Regions from separate parts of the Homo sapiens genome. Here regions 1 and 2 are each linked to region 3. Evidence: chromatin contacts called from ENCODE Hi-C or POLR2A ChIA-PET data. All regions are on one chromosome and are shown on one strand. Each heading gives the region's core, a stretch centred on a gene start or an enhancer-like site at or near the end of the contact. The rest is flanking DNA. Distances are from core to core; before and after follow the strand shown.

Region 1 (4,457 bases), core at 567-3,066, 1.5 Mb before region 3:
TTAACATATCCCCAAACCTTCAAAGAGTCCCAGTGTCTCAGATGATACACCAAGCCTCATCACCTTATGTCATTTCATTCTCTAAGACAATAGCTCTTAACTGAGTGAGGGAAGAGTTGATTTTGCCCCCCAGGGAGCATTTGGCAATATCTGGAAATATTTTTGCTTGTCACAACTGTGAAGGGAGGGAGTGCCACTGGCATCTAGTGGGGAGAGGCCAGGGACGCTGCTAAACATTCTACAATGCACAGGACAGCCCCCACCCCCCACCCCCCACAACAATTATCCAGTCCAACATATCAATAGAGCTGAGGCTAGGAAACCCTGCTCTAAAACGTGATCTCCATGAGAACAAGGGCCTCGTCAATCTTGTCCTAGAACAATCTCTGGTAAGTGCTCCATAAATATTCCTTTGAGGAATGAATCTAGCCCCTGCTTATTTCACTCATATCCAACTCCCTTCCCTCCTCTCATGCATTCTAAGCTCCAATCACAGAGAACAGAGGGCTTGTACGTTCTCACATGGGCCAGTCTTTTAGAAATTATGAAAGAGTGACTCGCTGCATCTTTACCAGTTCTCCTGCCAAATCCAATGCTATCACATGGCCAGCTCCCACAAATCTCTGTCCATCAATCCCACTACACCCAAATACACTAAAACACTACTCTCACTGCAGCACCTTCCCCTACAGTCTGGTTCAACAAGCCACCCTGGGCAACAACACTTGGCAAACTAGCAGCCAGAAGGTTAAATCAAAAGTATTTTTGGTGGGGCACGGTGGCTCACACTTGTAATCCCAGTGCTTTGGGAGGCTGAGGTGGGAGGATCACTTGAGGCCAGGAGTTCAGAGACCAGCCTGGGCAACATAGCAAGACCCTATCTCTACAAAACAAACAAAAAAGCAGGTTTTTGCTTGGTTGACATACTGTTTTATTAAATTTTACTATTACTATTAAATAATTAAATGCTCTAAAGCAACGCAGGCACTCTCTGGTGGCTCTGAACCCTATCTCTGGCCTAACACATCTGAAGGGTCACACTACTTTCCAGAGTCCTGAGGCATGTGAGTCTGTGACTGCTCCACGCATGACGTTCTTAGGCAACGGTGTCCGAGCGCCACTAGCGCCGGAGGGAGACGTACCTGGACCTCGTCGTCCTTGCGGATGGGCATGGAGCGGACATTGTACTTCTGCCGCAGCTCCTTGGAGAGCGGGGATGACATGATCTTCCTGCGCACGTGTGAGGGGGCATTGAAGTGACGTTTGCGGTTTTTACTGCGGTCCGAGGTAACGAAGGGATTGAACTTCATGGTGACCCTCTACAAAGGGCGGAGAGAGACGGAATGAAGGGGCGCTCAGTGGGTTACAGGGGCCTGTTCTCGACCCAAGACACTCCTCATCCCCCAACAAAGGCTCTACAGGGGAGGTAGCCTCTGAAAAGGCAACTGAGGGAGGACAGAGAGATGCGACTAGTCTGACTATCACATAAAGTGAGGCGTGTGTGGAGGTCGCATGCCCGTCTAAAGGGGTCGTGGGGGAGAGGGTAGCACTGGGACCTTGAGGCTGAGGAAGGAATGCTAGGGTTAGGCAGGAATGGGTGGTCGGGAGGTCACTCAAAGAGAGCTGTGGGGTGACATGTGTTCCCGCGACACATAGGGCAGGGTCTCACGGGGCGGTAGAGTTCACTGTCCGAGAAAACTCCAGCCTCCACTCACCCGGCTACTAGCTGCCTCAGACCCTGAGTGCGCAGGGCCGGAAGTGAGTTTCCGTGCCGCGCAAGCGCAGAAAGACATCGAAGCCCCATTTCCGTAGGAGCGAAGTCGAATGGCGCCCCCAGCGGCTTGGGGTGGGATCTCAGTGCCTCATTCCTGGCGGCCCCGGGAGGGCGATGCCAGTGAGTACAAGGGCCTGCTTGTGTAGGGCCTGCGGTAGAGGCTTACTGGTGTTCTTTTTTTTTTTTTTGAGACGGAGTCTCGCTCTGTCGCCCAGACTGGAGTGCAGTGGCGCGAGCTCGGCTCACTGCAAGCTCCGCCTCCCGGGTTCACGCCATTCTCCTGCCTCAGCCTCCCGAGTAGCTGGGACTACAGGCGCCCCCCACCACGCCCGGCTAATTTTTTGTATTTTTAGTAGAGACGGGGTTTCACCCTGTTAGCCAGGATGGTCTCGATTTCCTGACCTCGTGATCCGCCCGCCTCGGCCTTCCAAAGTGCTGGGATTACAGGCGTGAGCCGCCGCGCCCTCCTACCTCTACTTTTTTCTATCTCTGGGACTAAACGGCGGCCGGCGGCGTGCCTGCGGGTTTGTGGCCGCCGCCCCGCCCCTCTCTCCTAGACCCCGCCCCTCTCATCCAGTCCCCGCCCACTCCGGCCGCTCCGCGCCCACCTGTGGCCCTCTTGGCCCTTCTGCCCGTGCCTGGCCCCGCCGGGTCGCTCCCGAGCTCCGCGTTTCGTTCGCCGACCCCTGGAAGACTGCCTGGAGGCCCGGGCGCCACCCAACCACTGGCTAGGCCGACACTTTGCGCGGACCCTGGGTGTAAAAGGTCCCCGGGTCTCTGGTCCCGACGGAGCTGTGAGGGAGATCAACCACGCCCCCTCCGTGGGCACCGTGGCGGCAGGGAAGGAAAAGGGCTCTGGGTCTCGACTCTCTTCGGGTTAAGAACCGACGGGGTTTATTCTATGCAAGGTGTTATTAACTCCAACTCTCCCTTTCGTTCATTCATTCCATATATGTTGAACGACAACTTAGTGCCAAATGCCGGCATGCTGAAACTCAGAGAGGGAAGATGTCTTGCAAGTACAGCAGCCACACCCAGGCAGGTCCCGTGCTCTCTCTTAGTTTATCAGTGTTCCCTGACATGTAGTGGTGACATTGTTAAACACCTGCGTTTACTAATACTAGATTTTTTTTTTTTTTTTTTTTGAGATAGAGTTTCGCTCTTGTTCCCTGGGCTGCAGTGCAGTGGCACCATCTCGGCTCACCGCAACCTCCGCCTCCCAAGTTCAAGCGATTCTCCTGCCTCAGCCTCCCCAGTATCTGGGATTACAGGTATGCGCCACCACGCCCGGCTAATTTTGTATTTTTAGTAGAGACGGGGTTTCTCCATGTTGGTCAGGCTGGTCTTGAACTCCCGACCTCAGGTGATTCTCCCGCCTCGGCCTCCCAAAGTACTGGGATTACAGGCGTGAGCCACTGCGCCTGGCCTACTAATACTAGGTTTTATTCCGGGCCCTTCACAGTTAATGTTGGAGGCCTCTGGAGGATGGCCACACCTGGGCTATTTGCAGAAGCCTGGACAGCACAGCAGGCAGAGTTAAAGCAGTTAAGGCAGTATCAGCTGAAGGGCCACCCAGCTGTGCGTGTGCCCAGGCTCCAAGAATAAGGAGGTTGGGGGGCAGTCCTAAGAAAGGAAGTCATTACCTATCGGCAACCCAGGAGCAGACGCTGGCATAACGGCGCACACACAGTAAAGGTCAGAGGTTCTTCTTAGAATAGTCCTTAGGTGTTAGTCAAACCCATGCCCTGCCCCAAGGAGTTCATTCATTCATTCACTCATTCATTCACTCACTCACTCACTGGTTCTGTTTATTCACTCATTTCTCTATCACATATCCATTTATTGTCATTCACCCACTTATTTACTCATACATTCATTCATTTGCTCATCAATTTATTTGGTACCTACATGGAGCCAGGTACAGGTCTTGATTAAAGAGATCTGGGGAGGAGTGCTCCCAAGAAGTTCAGAGCCTCACTGGTGAAGGAAAGCCATGTAAAGACAGATCTTGAGAACCCAAGATCATCAAGGAGTATCCATGATCAAGCAGAGCAGGGAAGGCTTTTTGCTTTGTTTTGTTTTGTTTTTAACATGCTGTGTGGTTCAGTAAAATTAAAACAGGCACAATGATATCCTGGATGACAAGAGCTGGAGGCTGTCATTCTAACAATGTAGTGAGACTGGCTGTCTTGTCTCATGCCCACCCCTGGAAACATGCGCAGGAACTCAAAGCACCTAGCACAGAGGAAGTGTCTGGTGAGTCTTTTTATTTCTCGAGGCAGTGGCTGCATGGGGAAGTGCTTGAGCCCTGGCACCCAAATCGCTTGGGTTTGGATCTCTGCCACTGCCTGGTTCTTTGGCTTTGGAGAAGATATTCAGCCTCTTGGTCACTCAGTTTATTCCCATCTGAAAAATGGGAATAATGATAGTACTTACCTCATTGGTTTGGTGTCAGGATTTTTTTTTTTTTTCGAGATAGAGTCTCGCTCTGTCGCCCAGGCTGGAGTGCAGTGGTGCAGTTTTGGCTCACTGCAACCTCCACCTCCCGGGTTCAAGTGATTCTCCTGCCTCAGCCTCCTGAGTAGCTGGGACTACAGGCGTATGCCACCACGCCTGGCTAATTTTTGTATTTTTAGTAGAGACAGGGTTTCACCATGTTGGTTAGGCTGGTCTTGAACTCATG
Region 2 (4,875 bases), core at 1,256-3,755, 1.3 Mb before region 3:
CAATAAATGTTTCTTATAGAATTTAAAATTTTTCTTACATGTAGAGAAGCAAAAGAAGAAAATTAAACCACTTTTATTTCACCCTCATTGTACTTCCATCCAGATGACTTTTGTTAACATTTTGGTACATTCCTTCAGCCTTTTATTCCCATGACTAATTGTTCATGTATATTTTAATGTTATCATATGGTATATATGATTTTGTAGCTTTTAAATTTTTTTACTTAACAACGTATCGTTAATATTCTTCTCGTACTGAAGTTGGTCCAGGGAGATACAGTCCCAGATCTTGCTGTAAGGCTGGACCTCAAGCTGGGAGAATATGACTCTGGGCACGCCAGGGCTACCGTGTGCAGAGGCAGTGAGAGAGGAGGATGGTGCTATCATCATTCGCAACCCATTTAGTCCAACAGCTTTCAGCACCCCACAGCCAGTAAATACTTTGCACTGAGACTGATACAGGCCAGTTGTGCTGGGTTTCTGCTACTCCTGCTTGAAAGGCGGAACCTACAGAGGTTTCCAATCTACAGAGCTTGTCACAAACCCAGAGCAAACTTCTCTCTTTTTTTTTTTTTGAGACAGAATCTGGCTGTGTTGCCCAGGCTGGAGTGCAATGGTGCAATCTCGGCTCCCTGAAACCTCTGCCTCCTGGATTCAAGCGATTCTCCTGCCTCAGCCTCCTGAGTAGCTGGGATTACAGGCGCCCGTCACCACGCCCGGCTAATTTTTGTATTTTTGGTAGAGACGGGGTTTCATCATTTTGGCCAGGCTGGTCTCGAACTCCTGACCTCAAGTTATCCACCTACCTCGGCCTCCAGAAGTGCAGACGTGAGCCACCGTGCCCTGCCCCAGAGCAAACTTCTTTTGAACCAGCTGGGGCATAAATATCTCAAGCACTGGGGAGGCACTTTTTTTTTTTTGATGGCCAAAGGTGCAGTTTTAGCTGCATTGTCATTTCTGTCTATCTTTGAGGGTTTAAAAATATTGCATTTTCCTCCCCTACTTGTTTTATTCTAATGTGCCCGGCACAGGGTCAGACGTGCGGGTTAAACGGAGCGGGTCAGGTCAGTAGGACCGGAGTAAAGAAACGTCGTGTCCATGTGCCATCCTCCCAGCATTGCAGGGGCGGGGAGATCCTTTCCCAGCCCCAGCCCCAGCCCACCACACCCTCAGCTCCAGTCCACCCCCAAACGCAGACTTGACCCCAGACCCAGACTCAATGTCACCCTGACGTGCCTCCTCAAGGTTACCCAGATCCACAAGGCCATTTGCAGGAGTCTGGCTTCCCGGTCGTTGCGGCTTCTGCAGGATGCGCTCGGGGGGATGGTAGGGGGTGTAAATCTGTCCAGCACCTGGACCTTGACCAATGTCTTTCTGCTCAGGTCTTTGCCACTTCTCACCGTGGCCACTAGAGAGCGACAGTGCTCCATCTTCTAGAAAGAAACCGTCCAATCCCCGCGCCTTCTGCCGAGGAGCCTGGCGAGCCACCTCCCTGAACTTCAGGACTTTCAGTTTCACTCCCTTATGGTGAGGGCGCGGAAAGGGAAGCCCGAGGGGACGGGGCCCTTACCCAGGATCACTCCCAGCCCAGGCCGTTTCATTGCCCTTTGCCTGTCCGTCCATCCTTTCCTGGGAGGCCAAGGGGAGCTTGCCCTGTGGGAGGAAGCCTGCTCAGGAGCGCCAGCCAGCAGGGTCGTGTGAACCTCTTGGAGAAAGGCTGGTTTGTTGCAGAAGGCAAATGTCTCTTGGGACCTTTGCCCCCACCCTGGAGGGCTCCTCCAGCACGGGGCCCATCAGCTTCTGCGTTTGGGCAGCTCCTTTCTGCAGGGAGTGCTCAGGAGGAGCTTCTGCCTGCCAAGGGCTGTCCAGCATCTAAGGTCCAGCTCGGGTAGTACCTTGCGGGAGGCTCCCCCAAGCCGGGTCTGTATTCATAACACCTCCAGATGAAATAACTCCAGGGTGGAAAGATAGCAAGGTCAGCCGGGAGGGATGGCCCTGGAGTAGGTTCTAGACAGCCCTGGGACCACCTGTCAGAGGGACAGAGGCAGAAGGGAGTCTGCCATTGCTCAGAGTCATGTAGGGAACTCTTTTTGTGCTGATCAGGGGTGGGGTGGCACCAGAAAAAGGAGACGGAGTCAGCGTGGGAAACTGCGGGCAGATGGGGAAGCCAGAGAGGGTTCCTGGGAACATCCTGGTGTTTCTTTCCTGGGGTGGCCGTGGCAATCTCTCAGAGCCCCATCTCCATCCCTCTGAGGTGGGGTGGTTGTCCCTGGGGAACCCAAAGTGGGCTTGGGCCAGCGTTGAGGCTGGGGGGGCCAGCGTGGCTGCAGGCAGCTCCCCGCTCAGCTCAGTTGGGGAAGGCTTGGTGCTTCCCACGCCCCTCCTGGAATGCGGGGCTGCTCCTGGGAGTTGAGCAAAAGTGTGGCTTTCCCCTTGGAGTCTGAGGTCGGTCAGCCTCCCAGGCCTGGGGCCAGCGCTCTTGACTGGGAACCAAGACAAGCAAGGGGCGGGGGCCTGGGCCAGCCCCGAGGCCTGGCACGACCCCACCAGCAGATCACCACTCCGGTTCATTCTTTGTGGAAGGGAGGTGTGCTAATGCCAGAAATTCCACGCTGGGTGTGGGTGAGGGGTGTACACACTAAGACTCTCCTGTTTGGTAGACCCTGTGTTGGGAGCCGGGGATGCGCCGCGTCACCTGCAGATGCTGCTGACAGTGTCGCAGGGCAGGCTCACTGAGGTGGCACGGGAGGCCCAGGAGGTTGTAGGAGGATGGAGGCAGCCCCTGGCCCAGATGGGACAGGGGAGGGCATGGGCGAGGGGTAGCTGGTGTAGCAGGGTCTAGAATACTCCTAAAAAACATTTAGCACCTGCTATATGCCAGCCACTTTCTGACACAATTTGACACCCCTCTTCCTTCGAAGCTGCAGAAACTGAGGTTCAGAGAGGGTATGTAACTTGCCCAAGATCCCACAGCACAGGCAGGCCTGTCCCCTCAGCTGGAGGGAACTCACCCACCACACTAGACCCCATCACACTGGAAACCCCAGCTCAGAGCTAAGATGCCAGGATGCAGCCTCCTAAGGGCTGAGGGAGGGTGTGGTCTTACAGGGCCCACGTAGGGGCCACGAGGGGGAGGCTCAGAAGGGGGCATCCCCATCGTGCAGCTACAGGGGGCACATTCACGTAAAGTTTGGTATGTGAGAGGCACCCTTAGGAAGCCCAGTGGGGAGGGCAGGTCCTCTGCTGGCTGGGGCAGAGCATGGATGTGAACTCAGTTAGGCCGGCCCAGCCCTCCTAAGCAGGCCCACATGCTCCTGAAAGGATGGCCAAGGTCTTCGCTGGCCAGTCGGAGAGTCAGGAGAGTCAGGCTGTCTGTCTGGGGAGAAGGGTTTAGACCTGGGAAGGCCCAAGCTGAGAGGGGAGGAGGCTGACGAAAGGGGATCAGGCTGCCTGAGGCATTTCGTTTTGATGCATCTCCTCCCCAACACACCCCACTGCTGGGCTTCTGGAAGCTTCTCCATAGGTGTATTTAACAGCCAAGGTCGGGGTTCTGTTCCCATAGCTCGATGCCTGGAATAATCGTGTTTTCCACATCCCTGTGTGGGAGCTTCCAAGAGCTGGGAGATCAGAGCCTGAAGGGAAAAGCAAATATTCCCTGTCCCTGGAATTGAACGGATAGGCATTGTGTGAGTCAGGACACAGCTGATGTTCTTCTAGAAAAAGCCCTTCGAGGTGCTGAATCTGGCTGTTTTTTTCTTGTCCTTTTCTTCTTACTCTCCTTCCTCCTTTCCCTCCCCCTCCTCCTGACAATGTACCCACAGACATGCTGTGATGTGGTGGAAAGAGCCAGGCCTGGTTCAAATCCTGGCCCCACAGCTCCTAAGCAGTGTGATGTGGGGCAGCCCCTTCCCCTCCCTGTAAAATGGGACCGTAATACAATGGGTGGCTGGTGGGAGTCTGTGAAATCACAGCTGCAAATGTTCTAGGCCCATTTGCACTTGGGAACCAGGGGGTCTAGGTCCAAGGACATAATTACAAACAGAAAGCGAAGAAACTTTTTGTCTTTGAGAGGCCATATAAAGTAGGAGAAAGTTACTGATTCCTTCTCAGTCTTGGCTTCTTGCCTGTAAAATGAAGGTAATGATGGAGCCACTTCAGAGAACTGTTGTGAGGATTTACTGATGTCATGGATGTCCTTTGCACACACTAAGTGCTTATTAAATGATCTGGTATTATTATCTTTCTGGAGGATTTCTTGTCCTGCAGGAACTCAGGGAATGAGAAAAAGGGATTTGCATGCACAATAGTGAACCCCCACCGCACCAGGCTAGGTGCACCGCAGGTGGCAGGGGCTGGTGAGGGCCAGCGCACGGGCTGTGTGCACTGCAGCATGGGAGGAGGAATTGGATGTGCCAGGGAACATGGCTCAGGTGTTGGTAAGAACACACAGGGCCAGGAGAAAGAAGGATGCCTAACTGCATCGCTAAATGATCCCGAGCCCTCGTGGCCTGAATTGGATCGTTCCCACAGCTTCAGAAGTGCACTGGTCTAAACATGTCTGTTTAGGGGTCTGCCTTCCCCTCCAGATTGGTTGGTTCTTGAGGGTAAGGGCCATACCATACCTAGTTTTGTATCAGGTGTGGGCATGTGACAGGTTCAGGGATTGAGCTTTTGATCCAAGGAGTCAAAGGAGAGACAGCACTGGGACTTTTCCCGAAACTTTTTTAAAGGGTCACTAAACTGGCATGATATGAGTCACTGGAGGTTGTTCTGGTTGCTGCAAAGGGAGAGTCTGCCTGAGAGTGCCATCAGCTCAGAGGAAGGCAGAACTGAGAGACAGAGGCAGAGGCCTGACAACATCATGTGAATACCCGG
Region 3 (4,684 bases), core at 7-2,506:
TTCAAAACCACAGAGTAATTTACAACTGAAGCTTTCTCCCTGGACTCGAAATCCACTCGGCTGAAAGTCTTTTTGTTTGGAAGCGGCGATGTTAAGGGAAGGTTGGCAGAGAAAATCCCTAGGTCCTACCCCTCGCTGGCTGCGGGCAGGGGTCTTAGAGCTGGGTATATTGTTGCGGCTGAGCCCGCCGGCTCTGCGGGATCTCCTCCCAGCCGAGGCCGACAGTGGCCGCGACAGCCAGCGCCTCCTCGGGCCCCGCGGCAGAGCCCCTTGCCCTTGGCCGGTTCCCCGCCGGCGCAGGGCGCACGCGGAGCCGCCCTTCCGCGCCCTGGGAACAGGTGCACTGGGCTCAGCGCCCAGGAGGGGTGGGGCACAGGGAGGGGGCGCGGCCGGGGAAGGGGGGTCGGCGTGTACCGCGAGGCAGGGGCGGGAGGAGGTCAAAGTCAGGAGCCCACGTACCTGTACCTGGAAGCACAGCAGCAGGAAGTGTAAACACCTGCGGGAAACAGATGGAGAAGCGGTCAGTGGGACCTGAGGAAGGGGGCGCACGGACAGACAGACACGCAGTCGAAGAGTCAGGTGAACCGACGGGCGGGCAGACAGAGGTACAGGGCACAGGCATACGGACAGACAGCCAGGCAAGGTGGGCAGCCCCGCGCGCGGGCGCTTACAGGCAAGTGCAGGCGGAGGGCGCTGAATACATCGCTGGGCGGGAGGGAGGCGGCGGCTCCTAGCCCAGCCTGCACATGTCCGCTCCGCGCGGCCGGGACCGGGCGCCTCCGCCGCCGCCGCCGCCGCCGCCGCCGCTGCTGCTGCTCCCTCCTCGCCGGCTGCTGCTGCTGCAGACTCTGCTGCTCCGGGGCGCTCCGCGGCGCGCCCTGCGGCATCAGCGCCCCGCGCGGCTCCTCCCGAGCGCTGCGCCCTCCGGGCTGGCGCAGGGGCTGCGGGGCGGCAGCCGCTGTGCAGGAGGCGCCTGGCCGGTGCGGGGAAGCTCGCTCACTGCTGGCCGGCCGGCCGTCCGGGCGTCCGTGGGAGGCTGGCTGCCCGGCTCAGTCCGGGGACAGCATGCGCGGCGGGTCTGGAAGCCGAGTTGCGCTCTCCGGCCCGGGCGCGGAGCTGCGTGGGGCCAGGGGTCAGCGCTCCGGGGTCGGGGCGCGCGGCTGCAGCGCGAAAGCGTCACGGCCGCTCCGTCTGGGCGCCCGCCGGCTCATGTCTCCTCCTCCGCGTCTCTCCGGCCGTGCGCATCGCCGCCTCCCACCACTGGCGGCGGCCGGGGCGTTTTCTACGCGCGGGCGGCGAGGGGGCGGGGGGCCGGGGGCGGGCCCGGGCCCGAGCCGGCACAATGAGGATGCGGGGCCTGGGGGCTCCCCCCTCGGGGCGCGGCCGGACGGGCGCTCAGCTCGCCTGGGTGCGCCCAGCCCACATCAAAGGCGGCCCTGCCTGCTCGCCTGCCTGCCGCGGCCTCTCGCTGCCTCCTCCTCCTTCTCCTGGCGGCTCGGGGTTGGAGGGGAGGCGCTCAGACTCTCGGAGACGGGACCGGCAGCTCCAAAGGGGCAGGACCCGCGAGACTGAAGCTGGTGAGCGCTGGAAGCCGTCGGAGCTCTGCGCCCGAGCGCAGTGACCGCTCCTCCGCGCAAACGTTGCCCAAATTGGGCAGGCGATGCTCCCCAAGAACGCAGTTAGGTACGGAACGTCCTCACCTGCCCACATTCGCTACTCGCACTCACTCACCAGCGCTCTAGTGGAGAGCCGAGAGGGGCGGGTCAAACCCAGCCCCGGGGCGGCTCCACTGAATGGGGGTCGCTTTTACCCGCCCTGCGATCGTGGAGTTTCCCAGCCACCCTCTTGACTGGCTACCCACTTAAGTGAGCCCCCGTCCTCTTCTTACGTCCCTGCCGCTGCGAAGGGGGCTCCCGGGCATCTCTCCTTCCCACCCCTCGCCCCCTCCGGGGCTCTGGGGTCGGTTCACGGGATCCCAGCTGGACTCTCCCGTAGGCGAGCCAGCTTTGGAAACACACGGCTACCACCAAGCGGCCCCGAGACGTCACTGCAACCCCAGCACGGACGGCTGCACGCCGGGGAGCAGCCAGCAGGACTCTGGTCAGCGACCACGCTGAGGCCCTCTTCCGGCCTCCTCCCAAAACCGGACTAAGACTTGCCTCCGTTTGCATACTAGGCAGCTTCGTTCCTTTAACCAGGGCCCCATTCAGGACACTGGTTCTTACCGCCTCTGCCCCTTCCAGAGGCATAACTCCTGTCCTTCCCACCAACCCCAAAACGTAGGTGTTCTTGTCACGTACCTGCCTCACTGTCTAGAGCTGGTGTCAGCCAAGCTCTGCTTGAGCCTGATGCTAAGGAAAATAGGTCACAGTGAGAAAGACGCTGGAGGACAGGCTCAAGCAAAACTCAGGAATCTGGACTATTTGGTTAAAGCCTCCTTGCGTTGGCAATGGTTGATGGTCCACTGGAGCATAAACTGAGGTAGGACTGTCGAACAGTGCTATTTGCTGAAGCCATGACTATAAAACATTAGTAATTGTTCCAAATATCAGGCCTCCTTGCAAGCTATTTTAAGTTCCCTTTCAAAGCTGAGGCTATTTTAAACAGATAGCCTCTGTTTCAACATCGGACACAAGTGCAGAAAACCTTTTCAAAACCAGGTGCTGAGGGGGAAAATTCCTGCATGAAGCTTTTAAGCTGAATTTACTTAGACATTCTGATTGCCAGAGCTGGACTTGCAGAGTTACTCGTAACTTCCCAAGTTCTGGAGAAAATGAATCGATCCCAAGATAGGATGCAATGACCAACCATAAATAGAAATGGACAGAAATGCTCCCACCGATGACCCGAGTCATTGCCGCCGTCTTTGATCTTGCTTTATAGGAAGATTGACAAACCCAGTCGAGGAGTTTTTGGCTTACCATCTGCTAGTTTGAAGTATCTCCTGGCTAAGAATCATGCTTCCAATTTTCTATATTGTTACTATTTTTTATTACTTGTGAATGGAATGGGTATATAATTATTTATACCCTATCTAAAATGCTTGCAGTATTTTTCAATGCTCAAAGTATATTTGCCAATCTCACCTACCAAACAAATCAGACTGACCAAAAAGTCCAGCCAAGAGAACAGTTCTGAGTAAGAGCATAAACTCAGGAGTCAGAAGTACTGCATTTGAATACTGCCACCAACATTTACTTATAAATTCCAGCAAGCAACGGTTTGAGATTCTGCTTCCTCCTCTACAAAATATGGCTAAGAACAGTAACAACTCTCACAGAGTTGTGAGTACTCAATGAGTGTCTGGCACACAATGAAAACTCCAAACGTTTTAGCTGCTAACTAATAATCCTAATTATTATTCAGGTTACTTTCAGGTTATTTTCACATTTCTTTCTGAACAATTTCATGAAGTAGGGAGGCAGGATCATTTCCAATTTACAGTTGAAGAGGCATCTAGTCAGAATGTCTTTTGACTCCAAATCCATTTTATACTACACATTCTTTTCCCCACCACTCACACCCTCTAGTTTCATGCACCTATTTACCAACATGACCTATTTACCATATGCCTGAATCTTAAATGGGTTCTATCTGGATTTGGCATGTTCATACAACACTTAATATATACCACTATTTTAGTAGTCACTTCTTACTAATTCAATCACAATTTATTGAGATCCTACAGTGTCGAGCCCTCACTGAAAGACAGGCAAGGTCCCTGCACTAAAAAAGCACTTCGTTTCCACTAGGGAAGATGGGCAATAAGCAAATACACCAAGAGATAAATGCTGGCTTGTTACCAGTGTTTTGAGAGAAACCAGTGGGATAGAGAAGCCAGAAGACCTCTTGGTAACATTAAGGCCAAGACCCAAAGACAGTAGATAGCCATGCAAAGGAATATTCCAGGTAAAAGATGCAAAGTGCCTCCAGTGGAAAAAGGCTAGGCGACTGGCAGGGTTAGCCAGGGAGAGTGTGGCAAGAGATGAGGGTGAAAACAGGCAATGTGCTTGACCAGGCCTTCACAGGAAATTAAGTAGCCATCAATGGCTTAAGGGTACCAGTTTTGCAATGCATCAGTTTTAAGTGTACAGTTCAGTTCTGACAAATGTATCTAGGTACAAACACCACCTCTTCTCAGGCAATCTTCCGGCCCCCAATTGCTCGTCCCAAGCAATCATTTATCTGGCACTGGTTTATTTTCGATTTCACATAAATGGAACCACCTATTATGTGCTTGTGTCTGGCTGAGCATGTTTGAGATTGATCCATTGTTGCATTTTGCAGTAGTCAATTTTCATCGTGGGATAGTACTTAATAGTATAGATATGCCACAATTTGTCAATTAAGGGCTTTGAAACAGTCAAAATTCAGTTTGTTAAAAAAGCTTTACCCTGGCTAAGAATGAAGTGGAATGCTGTTACACCATTCCACTTCATTCTTAGTAGCTGGAGTAAGGAGGATGCTAAGCTAGCTGTTACCAGTCCAGGTAAGGGTACCGTAGCTTGGGCTACGCAGCCATGTGCTATTTTGGGGGTCGGAATCAGACACACCTGCATTAAATTCCCAGCTCTAAGCTAATAAACTCAGGCAATTTTCTGAGGGGAGTTAAGAATATATGTTGACAAGTAACACAATGAAATGTAAGCCCTGCAGAGCATCTCGCTGCCTTGCCTACTAACCC

The links. A loop is a pair of places that touch in the nucleus more often than their neighbours do. ChIA-PET counts read pairs that join two places held with the same protein, here RNA polymerase II (POLR2A). Pooled maps may share reads with other maps.
Region 1: a loop to region 3 is called in a pooled map, with 2.2 times the contacts of the local background. The contact joins the promoter of RPL26L1-AS1 here to the promoter of FGF18 in region 3. A Hi-C loop is called at or near these places in 1 of 50 pooled maps. POLR2A ChIA-PET finds 5 or more read pairs at or near these places in 2 of 52 experiments (BJ and activated CD4-positive, alpha-beta T cell).
Region 2: a loop to region 3 is called in a map of CD4-positive, alpha-beta memory T cell, with 8 times the contacts of the local background. The contact joins the enhancer-like site here to the promoter of FGF18 in region 3. A Hi-C loop is called at or near these places in 2 of 168 maps with a recorded cell type or tissue (CD4-positive, alpha-beta T cell and CD4-positive, alpha-beta memory T cell) and 7 of 50 pooled maps.

What each region holds. Positions count from the first base shown.
Region 1 is chr5:172,956,727-172,961,183 of GRCh38, reverse strand. It overlaps RPL26L1-AS1 (RPL26L1 antisense RNA 1), which reads left to right and starts at 1,816. Exons shown (of 4, transcript NR_026682.1): 1 at 1,816-1,894; 2 at 2,927-3,045; 3 at 3,882-4,030. It overlaps RPL26L1 (ribosomal protein L26 like 1), which reads right to left and starts at 1,760. Exons shown (of 4, transcript NM_016093.4): 1 at 1,716-1,760; 2 at 1,143-1,319. The coding sequence starts at 1,310.
Region 2 is chr5:172,694,228-172,699,102 of GRCh38, reverse strand. It overlaps LOC107986479 (a long non-coding RNA gene), which reads left to right. Exons shown (of 3, transcript XR_001742997.1): 2 at 1,383-1,527. Among named protein-coding and RNA genes, the nearest start is that of MIR5003, 34 kb to the right of the region's middle. RefSeq lists enhancers at 1,167-1,226, 1,297-1,456. Within about 2 kb of position 2,505, at least 13 of the 41 ENCODE cell types and tissues checked have a DNase peak (open chromatin) inside an H3K27ac peak, as active enhancers do.
Region 3 is chr5:171,416,219-171,420,902 of GRCh38, reverse strand. FGF18 (fibroblast growth factor 18) reads right to left here and starts at 1,256. Exons shown (of 5, transcript NM_003862.3): 1 at 672-1,256; 2 at 460-496. The coding sequence starts at 703. RefSeq lists silencers at 750-829, 890-939, 1,080-1,189, 1,310-1,419.